Linked DNA regions of Mus musculus: region 1 is linked to region 2. Evidence: chromatin loops called from intact Hi-C (ENCODE). Cell type or tissue: left cerebral cortex. All regions are shown on one strand. Links, peaks and the distances in the headings refer to the core of each region. The heading gives the core; the rest is flanking DNA. Region 1 overlaps Fam135a (family with sequence similarity 135, member A). Region 2 overlaps B3gat2 (beta-1,3-glucuronyltransferase 2 (glucuronosyltransferase S)).

The links. Peaks named below come from ENCODE experiments on the same cell type or tissue, not always from the same donor. Only the 100,000 strongest peaks of a DNase experiment are listed, where the experiment ranks them.
Region 1: it touches region 2 in a loop (2.1-fold over the local background); 2 of 42 quality-filtered maps call a loop at or near these places.

Annotation. Positions count from the first base shown.
Region 1 is chr1:24,017,496-24,027,112 of GRCm38, forward strand. It overlaps Fam135a (family with sequence similarity 135, member A), which reads right to left. Exons shown (of 21, transcript NM_026604.4): 15 at 9,113-9,273; 16 at 7,287-7,378; 17 at 6,718-6,815; 18 at 4,359-4,510; 19 at 3,180-3,290. Among named protein-coding and RNA genes, the nearest start is that of Sdhaf4, 17 kb to the left of the region's middle. In left cerebral cortex, for the core only: a CTCF peak has its summit at 4,898 (motif pointing left); no DNase peak of the experiment used is centred there.
Region 2 is chr1:23,845,210-23,854,826 of GRCm38, forward strand. B3gat2 (beta-1,3-glucuronyltransferase 2 (glucuronosyltransferase S)) reads left to right here. Exons shown (of 4, transcript NM_172124.2): 4 at 1-2,656. It overlaps Smap1 (small ArfGAP 1), which reads right to left. Exons shown (of 10, transcript NM_028534.3): 7 at 8,214-8,341; 8 at 4,094-4,259; 9 at 3,055-3,362; 10 at 416-1,354. The coding sequence ends at 1,220. Among named protein-coding and RNA genes, the nearest start is that of Smap1, 72 kb to the right of the region's middle. In left cerebral cortex, for the core only: no CTCF peak of the experiment used is centred there; DNase peaks (open chromatin) are centred at 1,253, 4,545 and 6,072.

The DNA.
Region 1 (9,617 bases), core at 915-8,914, 170 kb after region 2:
TATCATCTTGTGCAAAACTCAACTTGGAATGGACCTCGGACCTCAGTATAAGAGCAGATACCCTGAATCTAATAGGAGAGAAAGTGACGATTAGGCTTGAACTCATTGGCATGGAAAGGATATTTTGAACAGAACACCAATAGCATAGGCCAACAATTAATAAACAGGATCTCATGAAACTGAAAAACTGCTGTATGACAAAGAACATGACCTGGACAAAGCAACAGACTATAGAATAGGAAAAAGATTTTTTTTTTTAATTAACTACACCCCTGTAGCATGCTAATATCTAAAGTATATAAGGAACTAAAAGAAGAACATTAAGAAGAAAAGTAACTTCATTTAAAATGGAGTTCAGAACTAAATAAGAGAGTTCTCAAAAGAGGAAACATAAATCTGAGAACAAAAATGTTCAACATCTTTAGTAACCAGGGAAATGCAAATCAAAACTTTGAGATTTCATCTTACCACAGTAAGAATGGCCAAGATCAATAAAACAAATGACAGCATGTGGTGGTAAGGGTGTGGGGAAATCAGAACACTCAAGCATTGCTGTTGAGAGTGACAATGTGTGCAGCCACTTCGGAAATCAGTGCAGGCAGTATTCAGGAAGTTGGGAACAGGTCTACATCAAGGTCTAGATATATCACTCTTAAATATATATATATCCAAGGATGCTTCATCCCACCATAGAGTCATTTGCTTAACCATGCTATTGCTGGTCTCTTCATAAAAGCCAGAAATTATATTCAGACCAGATACCCATCAGTGGATGAATGGATAAATAAAATGTGGTATGTTTACACAGTGAAGTATTATTCAGCTCTTAAGAGAAATAAAACTCACAGGTAAATGAACGTAGCTATATATATTTTTTAAAAAAATCATCCTGGGTGAAGTAACCCAAACCTCAAAAGACAACTGTTGTGTATTTTCTCTTACATGTGAATGTTGGCTTTTAAGCTTCGATGTGTTCTGTAACCCATATAAACACAGAGGTTAGGTACTTAGTAAGGTACCAGGCAAGAGAAGATCCTCCAAGGAAGGGTCATTAGATACAGTGCCATGGGAGAGATAAGGGAGAAACTAGAATGCACGGCTAAGGAGGAAGGGGATGAAGAGAAGAGCAAAGGATGGAATATAGAGGGAACAGAACACATTGAAGACCATTTAAAATCCAAATGGAAACCTACTTTGCAGCTCTGCAGAGGATATACACATAGCAACAAGGAGAACTGAGCCACTCAACAACACCCCAACTAGGTATCTTTGGCTACCAAGTAAAACCTCCAACGTCAGAAATGGGTTAAATCTTGAGTCATTCACCAACTCCTACACAACATCACAGGCTATTGGACGCCCCCCATAACCTGATGGTAAGGCCCTATTGTTGAAGACAACACTCAAGTGCAGAGTTGTTGAGCTGGTGCCAAGCTAGAGGCTTCGTCTCTACTGACCAGTATTCCTGGTATTTTAAGGTATTCTGCATCCCACCAGAGAAAGAAAAGCCTCAGTATCTCCCAACTACACATTCTATAACCCACAACAGCAACCTGCTGTGAGATGTACTTGTGCAATAATGGCACAAATGTTAAGTGGGTAACCATCACTTTCTGTTTGAATTTAAGGCCCATTCCTTGTTAGAACCTATATATGCCACTGCTATAGTGGCTGATATCCTGAGATTAGATAGGTCACAAGACTAAGGGAAACCCAACACTATTCTTCTTCTTTTTTTTTTTTAAAAAGATTTATTTACTTATTTATTTTATGTAAGTACACTGTAGCTGTCTTCAGACACTCCAGAAGAGGGCATCAGATTTCGTTACGGATGGTTGTGAGCCACCATGTGGCTGCTGGGATTTGAACTCAGGACCTTTGGAAGAGCAGTCGGCGCTCTTAACCACTGAGCCATCTCACCAGCTCCCCCAACACTATTATTCTGCAGATGTTTTGCTATATGCACCTATATGCATAGGTGGGTACCTCACTCAAACCACATTAAAAATCTTCTTTCAGCAGAATTAACTTTTCTTCTTGTAGTGAATTAACACAGAGACCCACAATTGGACAATGTGCAGAGTGAGAGAATTTGGAGCGCGAAGTCATAAATAAGATGTCTACATCAAACCCCATCCCTCAATGCTCAGGCATCTATGTGGAAGAGAATGATTCTACACGCCAAAAGTGATGGATGACTCCGAGCAAACAGTATTTGCACGGCAGGATTGATGCACATAAGAAGTCACAGAGATGGTGGCAGCACACACAAGGCCTGTACAGAGACACATTGCTGAGAGGACACAGTGGGCACAAGCTCTTGACTCTAACCAAGAAGCTAAGTGTAGTTGATACTTGCTGACAAACAGGAAAATCAGTGGAGTCCCACTAGATATCCACAGCTCAGGGCAAGTCCCAGGCCCAGGAGTAGTTGGCCAACACACAACAAACTTAATTTTTTAAAAAAAATTTTAATGTATTTTTTACTTTTTTTTTTCCGGGGGTGGGGTGGGTGTGGGTCCTAACAGTCTGTTCTCATCTTCATTTCTGTGTTTCTGCAGTGTTTTTGTGTTTTGAAAGAAAGAGGAAAAAGAACACACAGCTGGGTGAGTAGGGAGGTGGGAAGCATTAGGGAGGAGTTGGAGAGGGGAAACATGCTTTCAAAGGGAAGAGGAAAGACGAAACATTTAGCACTCTATCCCCAAAGAAAGTGCAATTTCTGACATTTTAAAAACATGTTTAACAGACAAGAAACAAAAAAGAAAAATATCTGGCAGTTTATAAAAAAGGCTGAAGGCTGTGGTGGGGGACAGCTAGAAGATCACAGTGATGGACAGAGACAGCGCTAGACAGTCCTGACTAATAGGGTTGGTGAGACAGCTGGTCAGGTAAAAGTGCTTGCTGACCCACAATTCCACCATATTGTCCTTGACTTTCAAATGTGTGTTGTGGCATGCATGTGTCCACCCTGCCTACACACACATGCAAATTTTAAAGTTCTGTACAGCTTGTTAAAGCCATAATCCTATCAAGAAATTAAGAACTACTTTAATAGTTTAGCATTAGATTCTGCTATTTCTTTCCAAAATTATGCCAGAATGATACAGTTCTGTCGCCAGAGACATCTGACAGTCTGTTAGCTCAGAAGCTTATCTTCTAAACTGCTGTGACATACTCACCCGCTTTATTACTAAGCTTATATAAAAATGTTTGGCGAGGGTCTGAATGATCTCGACATGTCAACTGTAAAAGAGAGCCTGATTTTTTCCATTTCTGCATAAACCAGAGACCTAGAAAGTTGAATATGATATGTGAGCACATATGGGAAGGTAGTAATACATAAATTTATTAATGTTAATATATACTCATTAAAAATAACATTTAATAATTAACATTTTGTTGGTTAATAAAAATGTATTTGCCAACTACTTTACTCTCTGATAAACATCTTTACATGTATTGCTTAATGGTGGTTCATGGAGGCACAGTGACAGAATATATAGTAGTATACAAACAGCAAACTTGGGATGAGTCCACCTTTAGGCAGCCAACTTAAAAGTATAAAACACAGAGAGCAAAACTTTAACCACAGTAGACCCAAATGTCCATGCGCTGGACTTTTAGTGAGAAGGTAGTTACAAGGAAGGTAAACAGACTTAATTTAAACAGCACTTGGAATGAATGACTCATCGACATCTTCTAGTGACAATTTGAAACGACTGGTTGGAAATGGGTACAAAGAAACTGGAATGATTCATCAATGAAATTTTAAATGTATTTTTACAGTGGGGATCTGACTAAGCTATCATATTAAAAAAATCCAAGGGAAAAATTAAATCAACCTATAGGTAAACTAAGGACCTGTCACATCTTAATAACTTTTTATATTGGTTTGGCAATATGACACATAACCTTTAATCCTAGAGTTATGCTTTTTTACTTTTTATTGATGTATTTAGTTTGTTGAGTATAAATGCTTGCCTGCATATAGATGTGTGCACTGCATGCATGTCTGTTGAAAGTCCCTAGACTTGGTGTGAGTGAGAAATCACATGAGTGCTGAGAATCACACTTGGATTCTCCGCAAGAGCAACACGTCCTGAAGTGCCAAGCCATCTCTCCAGTCCTCCATTATGCTTTTATAATTAAAGCTCTGAAAAGTGGCCAGCTGGCTAGTAGGGAAGATCTGTAAGTAACTGTTATAACAGTATTCTTATATACAAGATAAAAAATGAGCTTTATTTTCTATTTTATGAGAGTTCAGGTTATGTGACAAATTGGCTCTAAATATAAATAGCAAAAAATCCTAAAATTATCTATGTCACATTTTTTTAATACACAGTAACAAACCTTTCTACCTGTATTGACGAGAGCACTGCTGTTGTAGAGTGTACCAAGATGAGGTCCAGAAAGAGAGAGAAAGGTATGAAGTTTGCTGAGGTAATATTTAAACCTTGGCCTTGTAAGCACTGAACGGATTATTAAATTGCCTAACGAATGTCCAATAAAGCTGTAAGAAAGAAACAGAAAAATGTATTTATCATACAATATTCATTTTAAAGAGAGACACAAAGTAAGAAAAACCCTCAAATCTGATACACAAGAGATTATTTTGAAATATTATGAATTTTGAGATTAAATTATAGTTTAATACTTGAAATACTTTAACTTATAAAAATATAAGAATTGGATCTAAATTATGATAAGAAATACATTTTATAACACCTATCATAATGAGTAACTGTGTAGAAATAAATATATTTAAAAATATTTGTATAGGCTGGAGAGATGGTTAAGAGCACTGACTGCTCTTCTGAAGGTCCTGAGTTCAAATCCCAGCAACCACATGGTGGCTCACAACCACCCGTAAAGAGATCTGACGCCCTCTTCTGGTGTGTCTGAAGACAGCTACAGTGTACTTACATATAATAAATAAATGAATCTTTAAAAAAATTAAAAAACTATTTGTAGAGGTTGGATGGGTCACAGACGGCTCAGCAGTTAAACGTACTTATTGCTCTTGCAGAGGAGCCTGGCTCAGATCCTGGCCGCTGCACTACAGCCTCCAGGTGTGTGTGTGCTTCCAGGTCTTGGGGCTCTGGTGCTCTCCTCCAGCTTTCATGGTCACAGGCAGACAGATCTCACACACACACACACACACACACACACACACACACATACACACACACACTCTCATGAAGATAAAACATTTGTATACGCAATGGAAATCTTTAAGAAATAGTCATATAATAACTCGGTCCTAACTTTTCCAAATTATTTATTTGTTAAGCCTCAAATATAACAATGAAATTGTACATATAAAAGACAAGACAACTTGTAAGAAATTATCTATTTGCTGCTCTTATGCTGTTGAGAGTTTAAAAGTAATGGAATGAGGAGATAGTGTAGTTGCCCAAGTGCTTGTCTAGGAAGGTGAGGACCAGAGTTCAGTCATTAAACGCACATCTCAAAGAACATGCTGGGAATGCAACCTCTCAGCAGTCCCATGATGGAAACTGACTCTGGCTAACTGCCCTGCAGTCACCCACGTATGCTGGATGCTATGGCACCCCCCCCCCCCAAAAAAAAAACACAGAGTAAATACATTCCACTACAAAAAACAAAACAAGATGTGCATGTGGGTGCTTCCTTGCATCTCAGGTGCTGGAGAGGTAGGGACAGATGGACTTCTGGGGTGTGTTTGCAGCTAACCACTCTGGTCTACTTGGTGAGGTCAGGGCTAGGGAGAAAGCCTGTCTCAAACAGTGCCTGAGAATGGACACCTGCGGCTATCCTCTGGCCTCTCTGTGTGTGAATATACATGCATGTGCATGCACACATACACCAAAAATTTAAGGAAAAATAATTTAAAATGTTAACCAACATGTATTACCACTATGTATCTGTAGGTTCCAATGTTTTGGTTCAAATCATGTATGTAATGTCTCATCACCAAATGACGGTAGTCAGCATTTGCGTGTCCTCAGACAGCCGTCACTTCAGTCTGGGGAAAACTGCTGGCTCTCGGCACGGGAACAGTACCTGCTACTACTCACCTAGTTTCTGTCCCTAAAATTTATTCTGAACATTCTATACAATAATATAACCTTTCCTCAATGGTGAGTGCACGTGTACATGTTTCTGTGCATATACATACAGGTTCATATATGTGCATACATGTGTAAAGGCCAGAGATTAACATCAACTATACTCTTTTATTGTTTTCCATTTTACTTCTTTAGAGACAGGGTCTCTCAATGAACCCAGAGCTCACAAACTGACTAGACAGACTGGCCAGCATGTTCCAGGAACCACTTACTTGTCTCTGGTCCCCAGCACTAGACTGACAGATGTGCACCATTGTGCCTGGCGTTTACATGGTGTTGGGGATCTGAACTTAGATCCTCATTCTTGCATAGCAAGATACAAAGCAATTTACCAACTGAGCCAATTTTCCTAGTTCTAAGATATAGTTATAGGTTCTTGTAATTCACTACACGATCATAAGTTATTTTGTATGTATGTATGTATGTATGTATGTATGTATGTATGATGTATATGTGTGCATGTGGAAGACAGAGGACAGTACATGGATGTTGGCTCTCTCCACAGCACCACAGTCTTGTTATCAGCTGAGCAGATTAGGTTGACAGTACTACAGACTGTTTTGTTCTTTAAGTCACAGAAATATAAAAATAGACAGTGTAATAATGTTACCTTATTTTTGAGACTGTTAAACTATATATCTGAATATACTGTATGATCTCATCCAAAAGGCGATCAGTCATGCAGTCAAAATCAGCAAAAGTATCATTCTAAACAAGAGGAGAACATGTTATATACTAAAATATACCATAACATGAAATACAATCATACATTTTTTTTTAAATTTAGGTTTTATCAATATAGTTGAGTTCACTTTAAGGCAAGTTAGTGATTGTAGAATTCATTATATTAAAGTGAACAAGAAAGTTTCTAAGGGAAAGGAGTCTCAGTACCTGTAATAGCACTTGCTTCATTTAGCTATGTCTTAGGCTAGTAGGATTAAACACAGGGCCTCCAATAATGACTTAATTAATAAAACTTTTGTACAGAAATGTGAACTCTAAAATGTTTTACGCACAAAGAGAACTCCTAAGTCAGAATGTATGTCCTTTGTCTATGAACTGATGGTAATTTCACAAAAGTCAGAAGTGTTTGTAAGACCACAGGCATTGTGTAGCAAGCAAAATGTAGGAACTGGCACAAAAATGTTTGCTGCCACTGAAAATACCGCCTTATTGTACCTGGTTTCTCTCAGACATAAGAAAATCAACTCTTCCCCCAGGCAGTCCAAGTTCAATGTATGTTTTTACTAGTCGGAGATCTGCACTGTTTCCTAGAAAATGAAAAGCAATGTTTAAAGATGAGGAGGAGGAGGAAAAGGTGTCACGCATACAATCATGCACTTTCACGGTTTTTGGAAACAGAAAGTTCTTGTCTTAATCCATTTGCTGACAGACAATGTGTTGTGTAAAAGAGTTTTCAGCCGATATCCTTTAACGGTTGAGTTCTTAAGAAGTTTGGTTCACGTATCTACCAAACAGCACAGCCCTTTACAGACTAACAGCAGTCAACGAGTGAGTTGCTCTCCATTACTGCCCTAGGTAATGTAATAAATTTTGAATGTATTTATATTTATGTTTAGTCTGTTGACCTTCCTTCGGTGGCTACAGTTTAATAACCATTACGTAAAAATACATCAGTAGGCATATTTAAAGAGAGAAATAAAATATACAGATATAAAATATAGAACGCCTTTAAAATTAGTAGATTTTTCAGATTCCTTTGGTTTGCTAGGAATGTATACATGCTATTATCAGGTGCTCAATTTTATTTTACCCTTCTAATATCTACTGTTTGGTACTTCATTATCAATTATTGAGATGTTATTCTTTTTTATTTCTAATTTTAAAATGGATACCTCTAATTTTCACTATTAAATGTAAGACTTCCATGGCTTAGAAACACATCCAATTAATCACAACTACGGGCTGGAGAGTAGTTCTCCTTACTACCTAATGTTTAGTTCATACTTCATATTCACTGGGAATGGTTCTTGTATCTCATCAATTATTCATATTAATTTACTTATGTACTATACTGTAAAGAAATTTCTTTATATTTATTGCTGTATTCTGGACATAGAAAATTTGTTATAATAATTTAATATTAATGCTACAAGCTAGAGTTTTATTTACCATATCAAATAGTCTGTTTAGGGGAGTATGATGGTGTTACCAGATTTGGTACCATAGTTGGAATAACCAAAGAATGGGCTGCAGTCCATCTTTTTTCTATTATTCTGAACCAATTTATGTGACATAAAGACAGTCTGTGTTGTGAAATTTTCAATAAAGGAAATCTGCCAGATAATTCTGTCAAAAATGTTGTTTTGCAGATAGTTCTTTGACATGACATTATTTGAAGATAGGGTTAAAAGATTGTTATTGAAGATGTTTTATTTCTTTTAGAGTCTTTTAAAAAAGATCTTTATTTAACATTTTTATATCCCACAAAATAGTTTGTTGTAGAATTAAAGTAATATGTCATATTAATCTAGAAATAGTTGGTGTTTTTCTATTAGCTTGGAAAATTAGAAAGGAAAACCTGCTGCTGCTGTGAAGCTACAGCATGACGTCAGTGCTGCCTAAGCTTAGCAAGGATGCCAATTTCCTCCCAGTCCCTCAGGCCTAAGAAGCAAGGGAAAGAGAACAGGAAACTGTTAAGGGACAGTCCTAAGGTTATGGTTGATAAAATCAGCAAGAATACCGAAAAAATTACAATGAAAACATTTACATGAGTGTCAGATCATCATTCATATACATACATATGTATATGTACTATATATACACATACATACATATAGTCAGCAGCAAATTTACTTTAAAAAGAACAAAAATCAAAATCTAACATTATATTTAGTAAAGTACAGTATATCTGTTTCAAAATGTAATATTCAATTAATTTTAGCAATTCACCACTTTTCAAGTTCAAAGATTACAGAAAACTGACTGTCCTATTAGGAAAAGGTACAGAGTTGCCATGGCAGGTGTCAATGGCTGGCACATACCATCTAGACCATGGACACAGACAATGAGATGCACGCCGTCCTCAGAGCCGTCCTCTTCGTCCATGCTGAAGTACGGTGCTGAGGATGCCAGCAGAGGAACATCACTGTACATGAAACCAGGCAGTCTGAGTTGCTTCAGCTCTTCTTTTGCCTGAAGGAAGCTGAAGTGAAGTGTTATAGGAAACAGCCTTTACTAAAGATCAGTCACCCTTTGTTCTTAGAAACAAAAAGAGCACATAATGAACTTAGAGAAGTGTAGGAAAAGAGGCTCAGCAATATTTGTAAAAACCAAGAAACTACGTGGGTCATCTAAGTGATTTTATCAAAGGATTACTGTTTTGGTTCTTTTAGTACATATTCTAATTAAATACAATGAACACTTCAAGCCTGAAGTAACTTGAAAGTAGTCTTTTCAACTTGAAACTAAGAAAATGTTAGAAGTGGTTTACACTTTCTCCAAAATTTAATATTACATGCATAGAATAACTGAAAGCACTGGAAAATG
Region 2 (9,617 bases), core at 965-8,964:
ACAGGAAGTCTGGAGCGTGGGCTGCTGCCCATTCAGGTACTGTTCCTTTGCCTTCAGCCTTTCCTTACCGCCGATGGACGGCCGTTTCGACAGCTACCTGGATGCTACAAAATGTGTTGTCTTCATTTGTCTGCATGTGTTTTCTGAACTGGAAGAGTTTTGTAGAGTGAAGCCACATGTCACTGAAAAGGACAACGAAGTATCTCACACTGCTCCCTCCCTCCCTCCCTCCCTCCCTCCATCCCTCCCTCCCACAAGCCATCTCAATACTGCTAGAATGACAGGTTTTAGAAGCTGATGAGGAGTACTCTGTCAATTAAATATTCCCAGTTAAATTCTTGGCTTCACAACATGAACTATTTGGAAAGCTGATGGCAGTGTACACTGTAGGAAATAAAACCCACAAATAAAAAGGTGTGTGGATTCATCTGTTTAATATAGGGAAATAACATTTTGTCAATACTAGGCACCATAAAATGTAAACACAATTACTGTCATAAACCTGGATATACCTTCAAGGATTAAAAGTGGCTTTGTTTTAGTTACCCTGTGTGCATATAGTGCAGAAAAAGGTCTTCATATTAGCACTATGTACATGAGAAGAGGCCCACATTACAAGAGGCAATGGAAATTTGAATTCTGAAACCTTCATTGAGTTTTACAGTAGCATCCAGGTTTATCTCCGTTCACTAACCACGTTCCCTGTTAAGCACATCATAACAACAGCACAGTGGAGTGAGTGATGAATAAAAGAATTTGATACACTAGAAAACAGTGCTCAGTGATACATTTACATTCTATTTATATGATTAAACATTTGATCATACAGTACCTTTCTACAGGATTACTGGCTAATTTGGGGGTGGGGTTTATACTGTTAGAGGTATTACTAACATGATAACTACTTCCCTTATATGCAAACGTTAGAGCTATAATTTTGCAAATAAAACTGATTATGCAAGTTAACTGAGCAGCTTCCCAATGTGGCTTAGGACATCATGGGGAGTATGAGCAAAGCTGCCCTCCACACAGATGGTTTCTCAACCTGCTTTCACATCCAATTTAATCAGCACAGACCAACACGGTCAATCAGGTCATTCTTAATGTGAGCAAATGGGGGAAAGAAAAAATACGTTATGTACATGAATAAATGGGAACTAGATGCCTTTGCAGCGAGGAATGTTGGGGTCGGTTCTGGATGGAACTCTGTGACAGCTTCTTACTTCCACAGCTGTGTGCTCAGCGTCTGCCCCGATGAGCTTCCAGACCACCCTGCTGTCGTGCTGGGAGGCTGGCCAAAACCTGCACTAGCGTTAGCACTACTGAGGTTCATGGCAGCCATCTGCTGATTCATCTGCGAAACACAAAAGGCTTGGTTTACAAGGAGGACCCTCTTTTCACTCCTGACTCCTTAGCTACAGCCAGACACTTCATCAGATGTGAAAATTAGTCCAGACACTGGATGTGGACTACACTGAAGTCTTTCTACTGAAATCAGTTACTTTTTTCTTACTTTTTTCTGAGTTAGGTGTTACTTATAAAGTAATCCATAATTAGTTCACTTTCTAGATTAACCACAACTGAAAACACATCAAAGTAATCTTTGAGTTTATATCTGAGACCATCACTCTTCTGTGACTCCAAGACTGAGACATTTTAGAAAGTAAAACATCTAAAATTACCCTAACATTTACAAAATACTCATACCTCTCTATTAACATCCTAAATGACCTTAATATACTTCCTAAACATTAAAAAGGTCATATAGCATATGTTTTAGGTTTATGTTATAATAACATAAACAGCTAAAATTAAATTTCATTATATGCTATACAATAAACAACTACATGTACTTTTCTTTCAGGCTAAAATCCAGTATATTTATCAGGCTCTTAGCACAGTAGTTCTCCCACTACCCAGTTTGGTGACGGAACAAGAGATGCAGGATTTACCTAAAATAGTTTCAAACCTATGTTCAACATTATCTGTGTTCTTTGTGCAAATTTTTTTTAAAACCCAAGACATAATAAGCACACATGTGTCTACAGACAGGTAGCTTCCATCTTCCCTTCTGCTCACTCTTGTGGCCTTGCTGTTCTTCACTGGCTCTCCTGTACTCTAACCTGAGTCATGTGAGCCTGAGCATCCTGGTCACAGAAAAGCTGTTCCTAGTATCTGACATCATTCCCGAGGTTTCCAATGCATAAGCAGTGTGTACGTATATACCTATAAACCGCAGCTGTCACAGCACACGAGCATTTGTAAGATACACGGTGATTCTGTGAATGTTAGTTAGCAGACATTGTTCTGAAGGTAAACTAGGGGTCTTAGTGGTCCTGGTTCCTGTGAGATGCTCGGTGGACCATCATGCAGGAATGGGAATGGGACCATGAGCACTAAGTCAAAGCCTCTGATGTGGGGTAACAGCAGAAATGTTACTCTAACCTAAGCCAGACAGACATGGAATTTATCAGTGAATACCTGAGGGAAGCAGGGTTTACATTCTCACCATGGGGATTCCTGAGCCAATGGATGTTCCTCATACATCAACAGGCAGTAACCACATGACAGCGGCAGCCTTGATCCCTCATAAAACTGTGCTTTGAAAATATGAAGCTGGATTTCTATCTCACTGATAAGAATTAATAAAAAAAAATAAAAGATGCAAACTATCAGTGAAGATACTCTGGTCTAAGTGAACTATGAAGAGATCCCACCCAGGAGCCAAGTAAGCATGGCTGGCACCAAGCCTGACAGGTAGGAGCTGAGGTATGTCTTAGATGCTGCCCAAGATAAGACTACTTCTAGCTAGTACAGGCATGTTCACCATTACAACTTGGTTACAGTCTGAAATGAGGAAAGGAAAGTCCTAACATTTATATATAGAATAGTCTTAGTAAGGACAGTAACTAGTCATTTATCTATAAACACTTGGATCTGGCCAAACTTATCCCTTTCTTTTGTTCCATCATTAGAGTTCAAAACAAATAAAAGTCCCAATATACAAATGTGGTTTCTTAGATGTTAAGGTGGTAGAAGCTACAAGAGCCTTACCTGTGAGAGGTTCCACTGAGGCTGCTGGGCTTGTGGCAAGCCGAACTTACTCTGTGGTGCACCCATTTGTCCCACCATTCCTCCCTGAGGGCCAACAACATTCTGAGGAAGTGGCATCACTCCAGTCTGTGCGTTTCCCATGAACCCATTGTGCATGGGCATGCCCACCATCATGCCAGTATTCTGTCCCATCATATTTCCTATAAGACCGGGAGCTGCAGGCACTGGGACGCCCATGGAAGGAAAACCTTGAAATGCAGTCGGTGCTTGTGAGGTAAATGGTATATTTGTGGGTCCCATAAACACACCTGTATTGTAAGAACCATGAATAAAAAAAGAAAAGAACAGGTCAAGAAGAGGCTCTTTATATGGCTGCACTCCTCTCCGGAGAAAGGGGCAGAAAACTCAAAACAACCCATGCCTCAACCTTCAGAGCTGTTACTCCAGGACACAGACAGACGCACAGCCTAGAGGACATGCTGCTCTTGCTGACTGGTACCACTGCTCTCACAAAACCCAACCAGGCAGGGAGAGAAGTGGTTCTTTGTTTTATGAAGAGGTAGGTGGGTGGCCACACAGTTTCAGCCTATATATGAAATAAGCTTATTTTGGAACTAAGGGTCTGATGTATTAAAACTGAATAATTATATGCTTATATTTCACTACAATGAAAGACAGTTCCAAGTTTTGCATAATTATACATATGTATAGTTCTGACTGCTTAATTGTTTACTGCAGAGGAAACAAGAGTTTACACAAAGTCAAATTCATGTAAATCCAATCCAGTTAATTCCTGAACTCCTGTCTTATAAACTTGTAGAACAATATCAAATGATATGTGAACAACTTGTTATGTCTCAAGTGAATAAAGTTCTGTGAATCCTATATTGTTTAATTCTGATGCTTCATTCATTTCAGTTCTATAAGCTGCAACAGAAGCATCCACTGGTACCATAGAAAACTGTAACTGAGGTCATTTCAGAGGATGCACTCTACAACACCGTGTCACTGTGTGCAAGTGGAGCGCAACATCAATTACCAGGAGTGCTTTGCTGTGCTCCTGTACCATACAGAGATAAGATGGAGTCTTTGGAGAGTTGTTTCTTTGCTACTTCTTCTGACTTTGTAGTTTGCTCAGTAAACAGATCCAGGTCCCCAGATGTAACGGTAGACAGGGTAGCAGGTGCTGGTACGGAGGCAGTCCCCTGGGCAAAACACCAACAGAAACTTAATTTCTACAAAGGACAGCTTATCTAATACTAAAGTTCACATAAAATTATGAAATTGGTAGTATATAATAAGAGGAAAAGGGTGACATCTCTGAAGATCATTTTCCAGCACACACACACACACACACACACACACACACACACACACACACATATAATCTAGAATGCAGAAAAAATGTCACGACATAAGCTGTAGTGAAGACCAAGGAGCACGGAGCTCCTCCACAGCCACGCTAAGCAGCCAGGAAAGAGCAAGTTTTGCTCATCATCCTGGAACACAGAGGGTATGACAACATGCAGATCCAGTCTGAAGACTCCCCAGCACGTCTCTCAAGAACTAGCGTCACTTGGAATAAAGAATGTTACACCTTGCAGAAGCAAAGGCTCTGTAATGGGAGATTAAAAGCTTGTATCTTTTCAAAAGCTATACCGTACAATGTTTACACACCTATTCTAGAACTATTTTAGCAATACTAGAATGCATCTACTCCAGAAAATAAGTACAGAAAACTGGCTACCTATATTCAGCCATAACTTTCATGCTGTTCAGAGGCAAATCATACAAGTAATTTAGATATTGAATATAAAACAAGTTTCCCATTAGTCCTCTATATCTTACACAGAGATAGTTTTACATAACCACAATTGACATTCTTCCTTAATCATTGGTTTTAAATAATGAAAAAAAAAAGATTTTTCTGGAGTCTAATAAATGCTGGCTCCTACTCTTCCGGAACTACAGATAGAGGTGGGTAGCAAGCAGAGGCTGAGCCCAGTCGCAGTCCTGCTGTAAACTACCCTCAAAGCACTTGATTCAGACCTACATAGGTAGAACCATATTTTGACTCTGACTAACTGAGCAAGACTTGTAAAAAACATAGAAAAGGCTGTCTTATTTTGCAAAAATTCTAAAATATGTAAGAAATTAGACATGGGGGCTGGAGAGATGGCTCAGAGGTTAAGAGCACTGACTGCTCTTCCGAAGGTCCTGAGTTCAAATCCCAGCAACCACATGGTGGCTCACAACCATCCATAATGAGATCTGACGCCCTCTTCTGGTGCATCTGAAGACAGCTACAGTGTACTTATACATATCAATAAATAAATCTTTAAAAAAGAAAAAAAGTAAGACACGACAGACTACGAAACCTAACAGTGTCTTTTAATCTGACTATACTTTAGTTCCTAATGAAGAAGCATACACCCCAGCGGCCAATAGAGTGGACCCTGACCAGCTGGGCCGGACTGGATCGCTAATCCTCATTCTTGGGATTTATATGTCGCCTGACTCTGTCCTACAAAATGAGGACAGGCTTCGTTACCACGGGTGCTTTGTAATGGAATTAACAGTGATAACAAAATGACATTACCATATGGCCCTTCCAACACGTCGCTTCTATGCAACACCAGAATCTACTCAGCACCTTGGGTTTCATTCATGATGAATGAGACATAATCAAAAAGCCCAAATGTTTAGGGAAATACTAATTTTGGTTTCATAGTAGAACAGTCTAAAGAACAGCCTCATGGTCTAAATATTATATAAGTAAATATGAACATCTACTTCAGCATAGATACTAGCTAATGGCCAGCCTCAGTGGCATGCCTAGCAAGCACCTGAAATCTGGTAGTTTACTGGGGTGTGTGTGCTATCATTTCACCTTCAGAGTGCCTGTTGTTTTATAACTCAGGCTTTCTGGATTTTCCAGAATCCCAGGGCTGGTATCAGCACTTGTACATATTCATTCGCATATATTCATATTCTGTCTGTCTCCCCACTCCCTCCCTTCCTGGTGTATATAGATAGAAAAGGACTGCTGAACCCAGTTCCTCCCACCATCTACTGTACACTCTGGTCAGCTATTTCCAAGTCGATGGTAAACCCAAGCTGTTTTTATACATGGGTAAATCTCTGACTAAAATTTACATATGCTCAGAAAACAGCAAAAGTCAAATAGGGTTCAGAGTAATACATTATCTTGGTACTTAAACTCAATTACAGCTTAACTTCATATACTAAAATCCTACCAGAATTAGCAACTTTCACCCTTTCAGGACTCATATGGAGACATACATCTAAGTTATACTTTATTGGCAAAGGCAGTATTTTGAAAATGTATTTGGATTTTAATCTTAGCATGTAGTTTGGATAATAGGTAATTCTTATCATAAATTATCTTACAGGGCTCTGTAATTACAGAGCCTACAACTGGCATAATTTTGGTTTATAAATAGTGTTCAAGAAAAGAATTAAGATATGATTTTTAAAATGAACCATGTTGGGGCTGGAGAGACACATCAATGGTTAAGAGCATTTACTCTCAAGGCTCAAATCTAGAAGATCTCTTCTATTCTGCCCTTGTGCCTTAAGGCAGGAAAGTTCCCTCTCACAGAATAGCGGGTTGGGTATTGTGCATTTATTGTTTGTTTTAGTTTGTTCTGAATTGAAAGTATGTAGAATAAAAAGATGCAGGGAAAAAAGAGAGCATTTGCGGCTCTCCTGGAAGACCCATGTTAACTTCCCCAGCACCTACATGGCAGCTCACGACCTCCTCCAGTTCTGGGGGAAGTTCATGTTCTCTCTCAGACTCCTTGAGTGTGTGTGTGCGTGCAAACAAGGCTTCTTTAAAAAGGAAGAAAAGAAAAAACCTTACCATCCTATGAGTGCCTAATCAGCAAACACAAGGCACAACAGTTTGTCTTTGTAACTTGCCAACTGGCTAGAACTTGATTAGCATTAAGGTTAGAGCTTGGGGCTTTCCAGCTGGCTAGCCAGTCAAGTTTCAGGAATCTACCTGTCTCTCTACCACTCCCAGCACTGAGGTTATAGGCATATGCAGCTGGGCCCATTTTATGTGGGTGCTGGGGATCAGAACTCATGACCTCATGCTTGCAGGTATCTCATGCTTGTATCTCCACAGTCCCCTCAGTCCCTGTTTTCACATGAGGGCCATAAGGACTAAAAAGGCCAGAGATACCACTGAGCTAGCTACCTTTCCTGAAACACACACTATTGCTATACTCAAAGTTGATGATGACTGTAGCCTAACTAATTCCCAAGAAATTTACTTGTTAAATTCAAGGCAAGTACACAGTTACTTTAATAACGAAAATATACATAATAAAACATTATTAGTCTTCCTGACACATGGACAGTTATGAAAATCTTTACATCCACACAACTCAGATGTGGCTCCCCTTTTCATATAGAAAAGAAGTACTTCATCTCAAATGTTTTCCAGGAAACCAACTGGCTATCTGTAGTGTTCCAGTGTAATAGGGAGTGAGAGTGTTTGTAGCAGGCTTCCAAGTGACTTTAAACTGAACCTTGAAAGTTAATGTTTCATCTGAAGGAAACTCTATGTAATGTCACAAAAATAACTGAATTTCTTAACCATTAGTACTTTAAAAATCTTACTGCTGTATTCAATGGTTTTTATTTAATCATTCAAAAATAGCAAGGTTCATTTTAAGACTAGCTTAAAATATATTTTACCTTCAGAAAGATACAAACATTTAATTTGCCAGAACTTATAGAATCAAATATATTAGCATCAACAATGTTAATAATACGGGCTTGTGAATTAAGGTCAGATTGAAGGTTGTCTCACATACCCCCATACATATATTCTAAATTGTTGTTCTCATAAATTTTTAAGAATGGTAAAGTCTGCTTGTATGGGTCATAACAGACTCTACTGTAACCATCTCTACAGCTATGTCACCAAAGTAGCTGAAAACTATAAATCAATAGAAATGGCTGTGTTTGAATAAAACTATCTGTCTAAACAAAATAAAATTGCAAGATGAGCTTGCTGAATGCTGGCCTAAAGCATAAGTTTTCAGCTCAGGGACAACAATTTCAAAGTTAAACTTGTGAAGCTTTTCAAGCAGAGATGTCACCAAGAGAGAACACGGTTTGCTGCTTACCTGAGCCGGGGGCATGACAGCTGCAGGTAAAGGGTTAGAAATCATTGGTCCAAAAATGTCCAGATCATCACTCAGGGCTGGCGCTGTGGCTGGGTTTCCATTGGTCACGGGTGCCTCAGCAGGACCATCTGAAAGGAATGCACACTTCTGTCAATATAGAATCTCTTAGTTACAGGAAACAGGGAGCTATTTTAAAATTTTATTTTTTAAAAATAAGAACAATTCAAAAGAAAACACTGTGTTCCTTGCTACTCTAGAACCGACTCCCCATCCTAAAGAGAACACTTCGGTGTTGCTTCCTCTCCAGAAGTAGACTTCTGGTTTCAGGCATAACTCCAGCCGCTCCTGGACAAATGGGAGCACACCACTCACAATGGCCTGAAGACATACTTTTTAAAATCACTGATTGTTTTACCTACACTCATGCCACACACACACACAATATAGCAGCTCCAGAGGCTCTCTATCCTAGACTTCTCATTATATGGTCTTTTAATGGTAAGCTCTTGATATCATTCCCATAAATATTCCTTATTACTACACATACACAAAATTATTGAAAACCCAATTCTTAATAACCTCTTAATTGAAACATTTCAACCTCACACTTCAGTAAACACAAGCTCCCAATGGATTTTAAAACATGCTGTCATTGCTCACCACCTTCGACAGGTCTCACAGAAATTGTTTTAATCTATTCTGAAGATCAGTTTCTAATTTTCAGTATTTGAAAAAGACAGATAAAGATTCATTATTATGATCACATTGTCCTAGATGTTTTTAAAGAATGTTTGCATGTTGTTGGTTTCTGTCCCCTGAAACATGATATCTGTCTTCAGGTGCTGGGGTAGAGATGGAAGGCTGATCCTGAGGGCCTCCTCAGTGTGGATCATCTAGTTCAGTAGCTATGTTTGTACGACTTAACTATGCAACAGTCTTCTGATCCCTAGACTAGTGAGCTGTCTGACCTGTCTGGAAACCACATTTCTGTAAAAGCCATAGGGTCACTGGGATAGAATGTTGGGGAAAAAACAGGTAGTAACAGCAGGCTGTATGACCAATAATATATGAAAAATGTCATCTTGAAATGCATTATTTTATTTGTTTGATACAATACTTTAAAACCCACATAACTACAACCATGCCTAACCACAAAGGATTACCTAAATTTTTCAAAATTAAGACTCAATCTTCAAATATTTAATAATTCCTTGCACTAAGTAAAAGAATTAAATATTTGAAAAATCATTCATACTGATTCTCTATCTTTCTATTCCACTGTCCTTATACAAAGTTCAGTGATGTATAGAGGAATACAGGTGGATATGGTCATCAATAAACAAGCAGAAGGAAGGAAAAACAACTAGGATATGATGAGCCCTCAATTAATAAACAATATTACAA